Linked DNA regions of Homo sapiens: region 1 is linked to region 2. Evidence: read pairs that join two places in POLR2A ChIA-PET (ENCODE). Cell type or tissue: PC-9. All regions are shown on one strand.

Evidence for each region. Peaks named below come from ENCODE experiments on the same cell type or tissue, not always from the same donor. Only the 100,000 strongest peaks of a DNase experiment are listed, where the experiment ranks them.
Region 1: POLR2A ChIA-PET joins it to region 2 with 7 read pairs; 6 of 35 experiments call an interaction of 5 or more read pairs at or near these places.

Annotation. Positions count from the first base shown.
Region 1 is chr1:151,692,912-151,697,911 of GRCh38, reverse strand. SNX27 (sorting nexin 27) reads right to left here. Exons shown (of 12, transcript NM_001330723.2): 10 at 4,873-5,000; 11 at 4,429-4,488; 12 at 1-3,542. The coding sequence ends at 3,495. Among named protein-coding and RNA genes, the nearest start is that of CELF3, 21 kb to the left of the region's middle. In PC-9, a CTCF peak has its summit at 4,680 (motif pointing left); no DNase peak of the experiment used is centred here.
Region 2 is chr1:151,616,744-151,621,743 of GRCh38, reverse strand. All of the region lies in intron 1 of SNX27 (sorting nexin 27), which reads right to left. Among named protein-coding and RNA genes, the nearest start is that of SNX27, 7.2 kb to the right of the region's middle. RefSeq lists enhancers at 2,121-2,621, 2,622-3,122. In PC-9, no CTCF peak of the experiment used is centred here; a DNase peak (open chromatin) is centred at 1,913; H3K27ac peaks cover 1,347 bases.

The DNA.
Region 1 (5,000 bases), 76 kb before region 2:
TGAGCTTCTACCCCTGAGGATAGAAACCAAGTGTGGAGGAAGGCCAGTGAGAGACCAGGAGGATCCTGCTGGTTCTGCTGGGATGAAGCTGGGGGCACTGGGAGACCCCCTCTTCCCAGGGACAAATTGCAAAAGAAGTCTGGGTAGAAGCCTCCCTGGGCAGAAGCTGGGACTAAGAAGAACAGTAGGGATTACAGAAAGGAAGTGCAGAGGAAGGGGAGAGAGAAGAGTCACAACACTGCTTCATGCAAAGAAGGGCTTGATCCTATGGGATCCACGCAGCCACAGGGAACCCGCCTCCATCACCCAAGGCCGTGCATGGGTGGAAGAGAAGAAGGCGCTGTCCTTTGGGGTGCCCTCCTTCCCCACCTCCTTGCTGCAGCTGGGTGCGTTGTTACTGGGACACTTTCAAAAGGGCTGTTCCTAAATAAATTCTGCCAACAGGCCAACTACCTATAGGGCCCTCACCTAATCTCCAAAGCACCAAGTGAATGCTATGCCAGAAAGGGAACATAACACCATCTACCCATTCTAAGGGGCCTCCAAATCCCTATGTCTCATGTCTGAAGGTCAGCATTCAAGCTGTCGCATGGAATCCCAGCTCTGTTCACTACTGTCCCACTCTGAGCGAGTAGGGGCAAATTGCTATTTTTACAGTTTGAACAAAGCTGGTGCCAAGTCTCTTTAGCATCTAGGAGTGGGAAATCAACATGTCTTCTTTTCAGGGTCCTTTGGCTCATTTTAAATTCATTTAAGTCAAAAGAAGTTAGTTCTGTGTCAAAGTCTTCAAATTAGGGATCCCTCTGCAACTTTACACATTCAGCATTCTCACGTTTTGTACTCTGTGATTTCACCTAGATTTGGAGAAGGTGAGGGAGGAAAGGCTGTCCTCTTTGATCCCATACCATGCAGGGGCAAATGGCTGCCAGCATAACAAAATAAGAAGGAAAGAAAGAAAAGTGGGCCAGGCGCAGTGGCTCACTCCTGTAATCCTAGCACTTTGGGAGGCCGAGGTGGGCAGATTACTTGAGGTCAGGAGTTCAAAACCAACCTGGCCATCATGGTGAAACCCCGCCCTACCAAAAATACAAAAAATTAGTGGGGCGTGGTGGTGTATGCCTGTAATCCCAGCTACTTGGGAGGCTGAGGCAGGAGAATCGCTTGAACCCAAGAGGCAGAGGGTGCAGTGAGCCGAGATCGTGCCACTGCACTCCAACCTGGGCGACAGAGCAAGACTCTGGGAAAAAAAAAAAAAAAAAACAGAAAAAAAGGAAGGAAGGAAGGGGAAAGAAAAGTGGCCTCACAATGATTTGCAACAACAAATTACAAAAAAGAGATGAAAGAAGGAAAGCAAAAGAAAGAAAGAGAAAGAAAGAAAGAAAGAAAGAACGAAAGAACGAAAGAACGAAAGAAAGAAAGAAAGAAAGAAAGAAAGAAAGAAAGAAAGAAAAAGTGGCCTCACAATGATTTGCAAAAACAAATTACAAAAAAGAGACTTTCCAACCACCCCAACACTGCTTAGTAGAATTGACTACAACCAATTATGACTGTCTCCCAGTTAGAGCAAAAGATGCCATCCTAGGAAGGTTTTTGTTTAGAAAGGGGAGAAGGGAAAAAGAAAAGGCTCAAAGATGTGTTTTAGTTGCATCTGAGCCTGACTTGGTGCTTCTTATGCATTATCTACAGAGCTTAGGGGCTGGGAATATTGTCCTACCCCAATTAGCCCTGGCTTCTGATCCTGGGATGCAGCTCTTAAGTCTCAAAGGGTCTAGCTGCAAGATCAGATGAGGAGCTCTTTAACGGACAGAAAGCAGAAAGGTTTTCGTTCAGTCTCCTTTCAATTAAAACTTGGGAGATCCAATCTAATCAACCATATTCCTACTACTCCTTCCTAGGTTCTCAGCTGGCTTGGATGGGGCTATCGTTTGGTTGGCACAGACCACTGACCCACTGCAAGTTTCCCCAAGGCCTTGAAGATACTATTGGATCCCTTCCCATCACTGCTGTTTAAGGAAGTCACAGAGAATGCCGTAGTTATGGGTGGTTATTGGTCAGGAATGGAGGAGGTAAAACCTCATGTACATAGGGCATTTCTTGCTTTCTTTCCTCTATGTAAGTCCAACCTGTGTGCCTAAGGTATCAGCTTAACTCTGGTCCTGAGTACTATCCCTGCTGCAAAAAAGGCAGGGAAGGACACAGTGGCTCATGCCTGTAATCCCAGCACTTTGGGAGGCTGAGACAAGAGGATCACCTGAGGCCAGGAGTTTGAGACCAGCCTGGGCAACATAGTGAGACCCTGTCTCTACAAAAAAATTTTAAGAAGAATTAGCCAGGTGTGGTGGTGCACACCTGTAGTCCCAGCTACTCAGGAGGGTGAGGCGGAAGGATCACCTGAGCCCAGAATTCAAGGTAACAGTGAGCTATGTTCATGCCACCACATTCCAGTCTGGGCGACAGAGTAAGACCCTGTCTCAGAAAAAAAAAAAAAAAAAAAAAAAAAAGGCAAGGAAAACAGGAAATTACTACCATGAAGTGTTTCAGGTTCAGGTTCCCATGGCATCAACCTCCTGAGCCAGGGTCGGTTGAGGGAAAGCATACCGAGGCTCTAGGAAAGCAGGAAGGAGGTGCAGAATGTGGCTAGAAAGCCAGGAGTGAGAGAAATAGATGGATCAAAAAAATTGTCACAGAATCAAGAGCCCATACCAGGACTTCAGGCTCTCCCTGCAGAACTACAGCCTGTTAACCTTGAGAAACACACCTCTTTCTCCTCCCCAGCACCCTCTTGGAAGATAAAGAAACTATACTCCTTGTTCCTAGACTCTATGGCAACCCATGAGCCGGAATCTATACTCAATACAAAAAAAGGGGCAAAAATCCAAGCAGGTTGTAAACTTTTCAAGTCCTTCATGAGGAGAGGTATTTTTCCCTGTAAAATGCTTTTTTTTCCTTTTTAAAGTTTGTTTCAAAAGAAAGAGAGCACGAGGGAGGTCATGGATTCTAGTGAAAGGTGTGTAAAAACACAAGCTAAAAAAGGTACTGCCATCAATATGAAATTTAAAAAGAAATATATATATGTATATACGTGCAGCTAATTTGTGTATATATAATTTTTACATACATACATATATATGTCTGAACAGTGCAAATGGATGAAGTTCATAGTTCCAGTTTTAAAAATATAGTACAAGGAGAGGCTGTTGGTATGAGGCCCAGGTGAAAGGACAAAGATACCTTTGGCAAGTTGGTTGGGCTTATTTCTTTTCCTGCCTTAACTCAGTTGACTTCTGGTGCTGACCGATCTGCTGTTCACTACCACCTCAATTCCAGAGACATGAAATTCAGAGGGGGTTATTAATAATATTTAGTTTAGGGCTTTTGAATATAACGACTTTAACTTTTTCTCTTCTTTTTTGTTAATGGTTACTCTGTCTGAAATGGGACATGAAAGGAGTAAGAGGATGGGGGTGAAGGGAAGGGAAGGGGATAAGGAAAGGCTAGGTGGCCACATCTCTCTGCTGTGACCTCGCCATCTGGAAAATGTTCTGAAAGGAAAAAAAAAAAGAGTTATTGGGAAGGCACATCTCCTCTTATCTGGAGACAACTCCACAAACAGAAGCTAAAAAGGTATGCCTGGATGACTCAATCTGATTGGCCACATCTTTCTTGATATAACTTCTCATCTAGAATCATAGCCTTTTAGAGCCGGAAGGGACCTTGGATATTAATTACGTGGTTCAGTCTTCCTGTTTCACAGAAGAGAAAACTGAAAGCTAGGGAGGCTGATTTACCCAAAATTACACAGAGGGAAAAAAAAGCCAGGAGAAAACCCAGATAAAATTCCCAGAGCCCAATGTTCTTTCTACTGTACTAAAATATAAATTTTCATGTTCTTGACTTGACCTCCTGATTCTTTCAAAGATTTTCTTTGAGAATAAGTAACTAATTATTCAGAATCTTCCAAATTCTGTTCCAGCACTGGCACATACAGACAGCAGTAAAGCAACAGCAAACACCTTCCCTCACACAAACATTCTTGGTTCGCCTAGAAAGACTGCCAGGACTCATCCAGTCAAGACGGCTACAACTGAGGACAGCTTCCCCTGTGGGTCAGGAACAACATGGAGGGTGATCTGATTTAAAAAACTGGCAGAGGAGGGTCCATGAAGTCATGAGAGATGGAAGAGCCTGTAGCCAATGTCCACCCTCTAGACAAGGGAAGAAGCAGGGCTTTTTTGCACAGCCCGTTCACCATCCAGAGGCCAACCTTGCTGGAAGAATGTCCTGGCTCACATGAGATAATCAGTCTCTAACTAATATTCCTAGAAAGACAGAGATGGAGGTGAGGGTCCCAGGTATTTGGCCACAGGCCTATAAATTTTAAAGAAACAAAAAGATGAAAAGGTCAATTCAAGGACTGTTCAGAATTACCTCTTTTCTCCACTTGAGCTCGCAGAACACCCTCTCGAAGCACTCATGCATGTAATTGAACTGAAAAAAAAGGTGGTGACACTCACTAACTTCTCAAGAGCAGGCATCTCAGGACTGTGCCTTTGAACTCCTGTCCCCAGTCATCCCATCTTCCAAACTCAGTCTAGAGAAAAACCCTGACAAGTACCATAAAACCCAGGCCTGGTTCATCCACTATTCTCTAGCTCCTTCTAGTGGTAACTACGAGCCAAGTGGGATAGGAAATTGCCAATTCCAGTCAGGCCTAAAGCAAAAACAGGATGAATCTGGGGGCTCCAGGATTCAAACAGGTTCGGATCTCAAGACAACTACTAGCTCTATCTCTCTCTCCATTTATGCATTTAGCTGAAAAAAAAAACAAAAAAACAAACTAAGTCCCAGTTACTTTCCCCAAATTGCACTCACATATGGCGTGAAGATTTTAACCCATCGGGGCTTCTTCTCTCCTCGTGCATATTCGAAACAGAAGGCCATCCCTTCTTCATCTGTGTCCCATCGCTGCATCTCATCCCATTCAAATGCAATTACCTGGT
Region 2 (5,000 bases):
AAATATAAATAAAACTAGATCAACACATAGATATAAAAGTACTGTGGTATTTGCGGGTGGAAGAGACAACCTTCCTAGTTAATAATCTTATTGAAAGTTCTTTAAGAGTAATCAGCCTCTTGAAAGCAGCTGGGAGAGCATGCACCAGAGCAGCTGACTCTCTGCAGACTGCCTGTACTTTTCCAGAGGGAAGTAAGCTAATTCCTTGTGTATCAGGCCTGTAGAAAACATAGGCCTATCATTCTGGTCTTGCTCTGAGGTTTGACACAAGAATCTAAAAAGTTTCAGACAGCTTAAGCAAAAACAGACCATTTCTTAAAAGATGTTTTCGTATCAGTGGAAGTTCACTGAGGAAGTACACATAAGAGTACTCAAATACAACTCCTTATTCAGCAACTCAATACCTTGCAGAAAGGCACATTTCCTCAACTATTATGAGAACCTTATTTAGTTGGCAGGGAGCAATAAATAATAAACAAGAGACTACACACATACTACCTAGCATTTGACTAATACCATACCACAAAATTTAACCCTGGAGTACGAATATTATGAAAGAAAGCAACAATTCACTTTGTGATCACCACCAGGTCTTAAACTTATTTGAAGGAGCTTCACATGAATTTTCATTTTGAAGGTAGGTATTAAGTGTAAACTTTAGTACCACATTAAGTTTCCCCCCCGTCTTCAGTCCACTCAGCTCCCAACATGCTGTATGCCAAAATAAAAGATTTAAATTAAAAGAAGCATCTTCGGCCAGGTGCAGTGGCTTATGCCTGTAATCCCAGTACTTTGGGAGGCCGAGGTGGGTGGACTACGAGGTCATGAGTTCAAGACCAGCCTGGCCAGCATGGTGAAACCCGGTCTCTACTAAAAATACAAACAATTCAGCTGGGCATGGTGGTGCACACCTGTAATCCCAGCTACTCAGGAGGCTAAGGCAGGAGAATTGCTTGAACCTGGGAGGCTGAGGTTGCAGTGAGCCGAGATCGTGCCACTGCTCTCCAGCCTAGGCGACAGAGCAAGACTCTGTCACAAAAAAAAAAAAAGCATCTTCAAATCAGAGGAACAGACTTGGAGGAAAGTAGAGCTAGAACACAACAGGCTTGTAGCACACAAGGATGAAAGTTATCAATTGTAAACACAATAGTAAGTATAGTCATTTAAAACAGAAGAGAAAGAGAAAGGATAACTGAGAAGCTGGATTCGATTGTGAAATAAAATACAAACACAAGTTAAAGGCAACCAGCTCCTCACCAGCTGTTCCCAGTTCTGGGTGTCAGAGCTTAGTTGTTCTTAGTTCCCTTCTTTATATAGTACAAGACAGTCCAAGAGACTAGATGGCTCTGAAATTACTCTAATTCTAATAGTGATTTTCCTCTTTCGCCTTGGAAAAGTTATTCAACTTCTTCTGGTAAATAATTATATAAAACTGAATTCACAGGAAGTCCTGGGTATTAATGCACACACAGCTATATTCTGAGCTCATAAAGAGAAAAAAATCCAAACTTCTTGGGATTACATTCAAAGCCATCTTTTTAAAATCTTACTGCAACCTTCCTTTCCAGTTTCTATCATCACAAATGTCTACAGACAAACAGCAACTTTAAGCCCCTTGCTAGCCTAAGAGCTTTTCACATTTTCCCCTCTTTGGTCACAGTTTTCCTCAACCTATAAAATCCTTGCCCCTTCTCTGAAGTTTTATTTGTTCTTCAATCCAGTTTAAAAGCCTTGTATGAGCTGTCTCCCCACCAGTCTTCTTAGGCATATTCACTCCTGCCTCTATACTTCGATTGTGCTTTTCATTTATCTCTATTACCTCGTTTAGCTTTACACACAGCAAATTGTTTACCTTCCCTACTGCAGTGTAAGCTTCTCAAAGGCAGGGATGCAGAGACCCTGTGACTCATACAAGCCAAGCAGTTCTTTATATACAGTGTGTGCTTACTTGTGGAACCAAACTGAGTATGAAGTAATATTTAGCATGCCAATATCAGGAAAAGTGATGCCCTAAATTACTGTTTTTCAGACAGTGGATCACAACCTAATGAGTTGTGAAATTAATGTACCAGGCCACCACCAGCACTCAAAAAAACAGAACAAAGAAACTCAAAATATGAACAAACTAAAAAATACCAGAGTGGGCCCGGCACGGTGGCTCACACCTGTAATCCCAGCACTTTGGGAAGCCGAGGCAAGCGGATCACTTCAGCCCAGGAATCTCAGACCAGCCTGGGCAACATGGTGAAACCCTGTCTCTACAAAAAATACAAAAAATTAGCTGGGCATGGTGGCATACGCCTATGGTCCCAGCTTTCTGGAAGGCTAAGGTGAGAGGAAAAAAGAAACCAAAAAAACTGTATTTACTGGTATCATGCACTCTGGTGTTCAGTTTTGTTTTATTTTTGAGACAGGGTTTCTGTCTCCCAGGCTTGAGGTCAGTGATGTGATCATGGCTCACTGCAGCCTCAACATCCCAGGCTCCAGCAATCCTCCCACCTCAGCCTCCTGAGTAGCTGGGACTATAGGCATGCGCCACCACACGTGGCTAACTTTTGTATTTTTTGCAGAGATGAGGTTTCACCATGTTGCCCAGGCTGGTTTCGAATTCCTGAGCTCAAGTGATCCGCCCACCTCGGCTTCCCAAAGTGCTGGGATTACAGGCGTGAGCCACTGTGCCTGGCCAGTAAACATAATTTTTGTGAAGCTTATTTCAGGTGTTTTTTTTTTTTGCATATATATTAGGTTATAATGTAAAATGTATCTCTTACTATGAGCTGCAATTTTTTAAAAGATATTTTAAAACTGCCTAAAATTTTTTTCCAAATGTGGGCTGAACTGTACCAACCCATCCATGGGCTCTTACTGGATTGCCCAAGAAGCACAGAAAACATCTGTATAGCTGAGGTGGAAGAAAAGAATGAACCTAAATGGCTCTAACCTAAACCACCACAATATCCTTTTGTCAGCAATGCCATCATCTAATGAATGAACCTGCCAAAGATTATGCTCAAAAAGCATTTTGAGCAGTGATCATAAATTGTTAAGTGTCTGCTTGTCAATTAAGTCTCTTTGCTTATCTACAAGGTCATAAGAATTATTCCCAATGGGACTTACCTAGAAAAATAATTATCTTTGAGAGCATGGTAACAGGCCCTCATCTGAAAAAAACTGGTCAGTGGTGGATGGAAAAAGAACTGTTCTTCACAATAAGTTAAAAGACCCAGACAAATTGTTATGCTACTAATAAAATATATTTTCCTGGTTACAGCAATCTGTGGAAGTGATTTCTGAGGGGAAGGTAATGCTATTTTCAAATTTAGTTTTATTTGTTTGCAACCTCAACTACCTGTGAAATTAAAAGGAATTTAAAAATGATTGTTCTGCTGTCTTCACTGATAACCAACAGGGTAAAGATAGCAATAATAAAGGCAAAGAATGCCTGCTTTAGTCCCCTGTCTCTCATCCAATTTAACAATGGGTAATAGTGAGTAAATAAAGATATAAAATAGTTACATTTCACAATAGTAGAACCAAAGTTCAACCACTATCGACGTTTATATGAATGTAACTGAATTTTAAGCAGCCAGGTGCTCAAGCCTGCAATGCCAGCGGTTTAGGAGGCCAAAGTGGGCAGATCACTTGAGGCCAGGGGTTCAAGACCACACTGGGCAACATGGCAACCCCATCTCTACAAAAAAAAAAAAAAAGTACAAAAAAATTAGCCAGGTGTGGTAGTGCATGCCTGTAGTGCCAGCTACTCGGAAGGCTGAGGTGGGAGGATCACTTGAGCCCAGAATTCAAGTACAGCCTGGGCAACATAGTGAGACTCCTATCTCTTTAAAAAAAAAAAAAAAAAAAAAAACAGCTCTAAAAAGAGAAAATATTCAAGATCTAGAATCCAAAGATCTGGATTTAATTCTGGTTGCCATTCATTGGTACAACACTCAGTTTCCATTTCCTGTCTTATAAAATAGGGATAATACTCATATATTCATTTGGCAAGTATTTACTGAAGAATACTTTCCATGGGCCACCAGACATTTGGCTAGGGATACAACAAATACATAGTATTTGATGTAGTCCCTGCCCTTGATGAGCTTATAATCTTCCTATCTCACAGGACTGTGTGAAGATCAGATGTAAAAACACTACAGACTGACTGGGCGCAGTGGCTCATGCCTGTAATCCCAGCACTTTGGGAGGCCGAGGCGGGCTGATCACCTGAGGTGGGGAGTTTGAGACCAGCCTGGCCTGACCAACATGGAGAAACCCCGTCTCTACTAAAAATACAAAAATTAGATGGGCGTGGTGGCACATGCCTGTAATCCCAGCTGCTTGGGAAGCTGAGGCAGGGGAATTGCTTGAACCCGGGAGGCGGAGGTTGCAGTGAGCCGAGATCGCACCACTGCACTCCAGCCTGGGCAACAAGAGTGAAACGCTGTCTCTAAATAAATAAATAAATAAATAAATAAATAAAACTACAAACTATAACACACTATACACGCTGCAAAGCAGTAAAATGATTATTATAACTATTAATATTAACTTGTGCTACCTCTTAACCATCCATCTTTATTTCAAGAGCTTAGCAAGATCCAATAAATAAAGTATAGACGATCAGATAGAACAGTTAGTATTTAACTGATTTTCCACTTAGGTTGGAATTCGAGAGCCTAACAATTCACTATTTGTTGGTATAACCTTAGCTCATTACTCTCAATATAATCATGAAGATAAAATGAACTGAGAATCCAAGGCCTACAACCTACTGCATCACCCTGGGCATGTAACTGAGTATGTGGGTTGCATTACCCACACCTGGCAAAGGAGTAAAAAAATAAAGATTTCTAGGCCCTATGAAAGATCTACTGAATCATAACCCTTAAAAGGTGAGCCTGAGAATCTGTACTTTAGATAAGCACACCCAAGTGCTTCTCATGTACCCTAAAGCCTGAGAACCGCTGCCAAACAAATTTCCTTTGATCAATAACCATGAT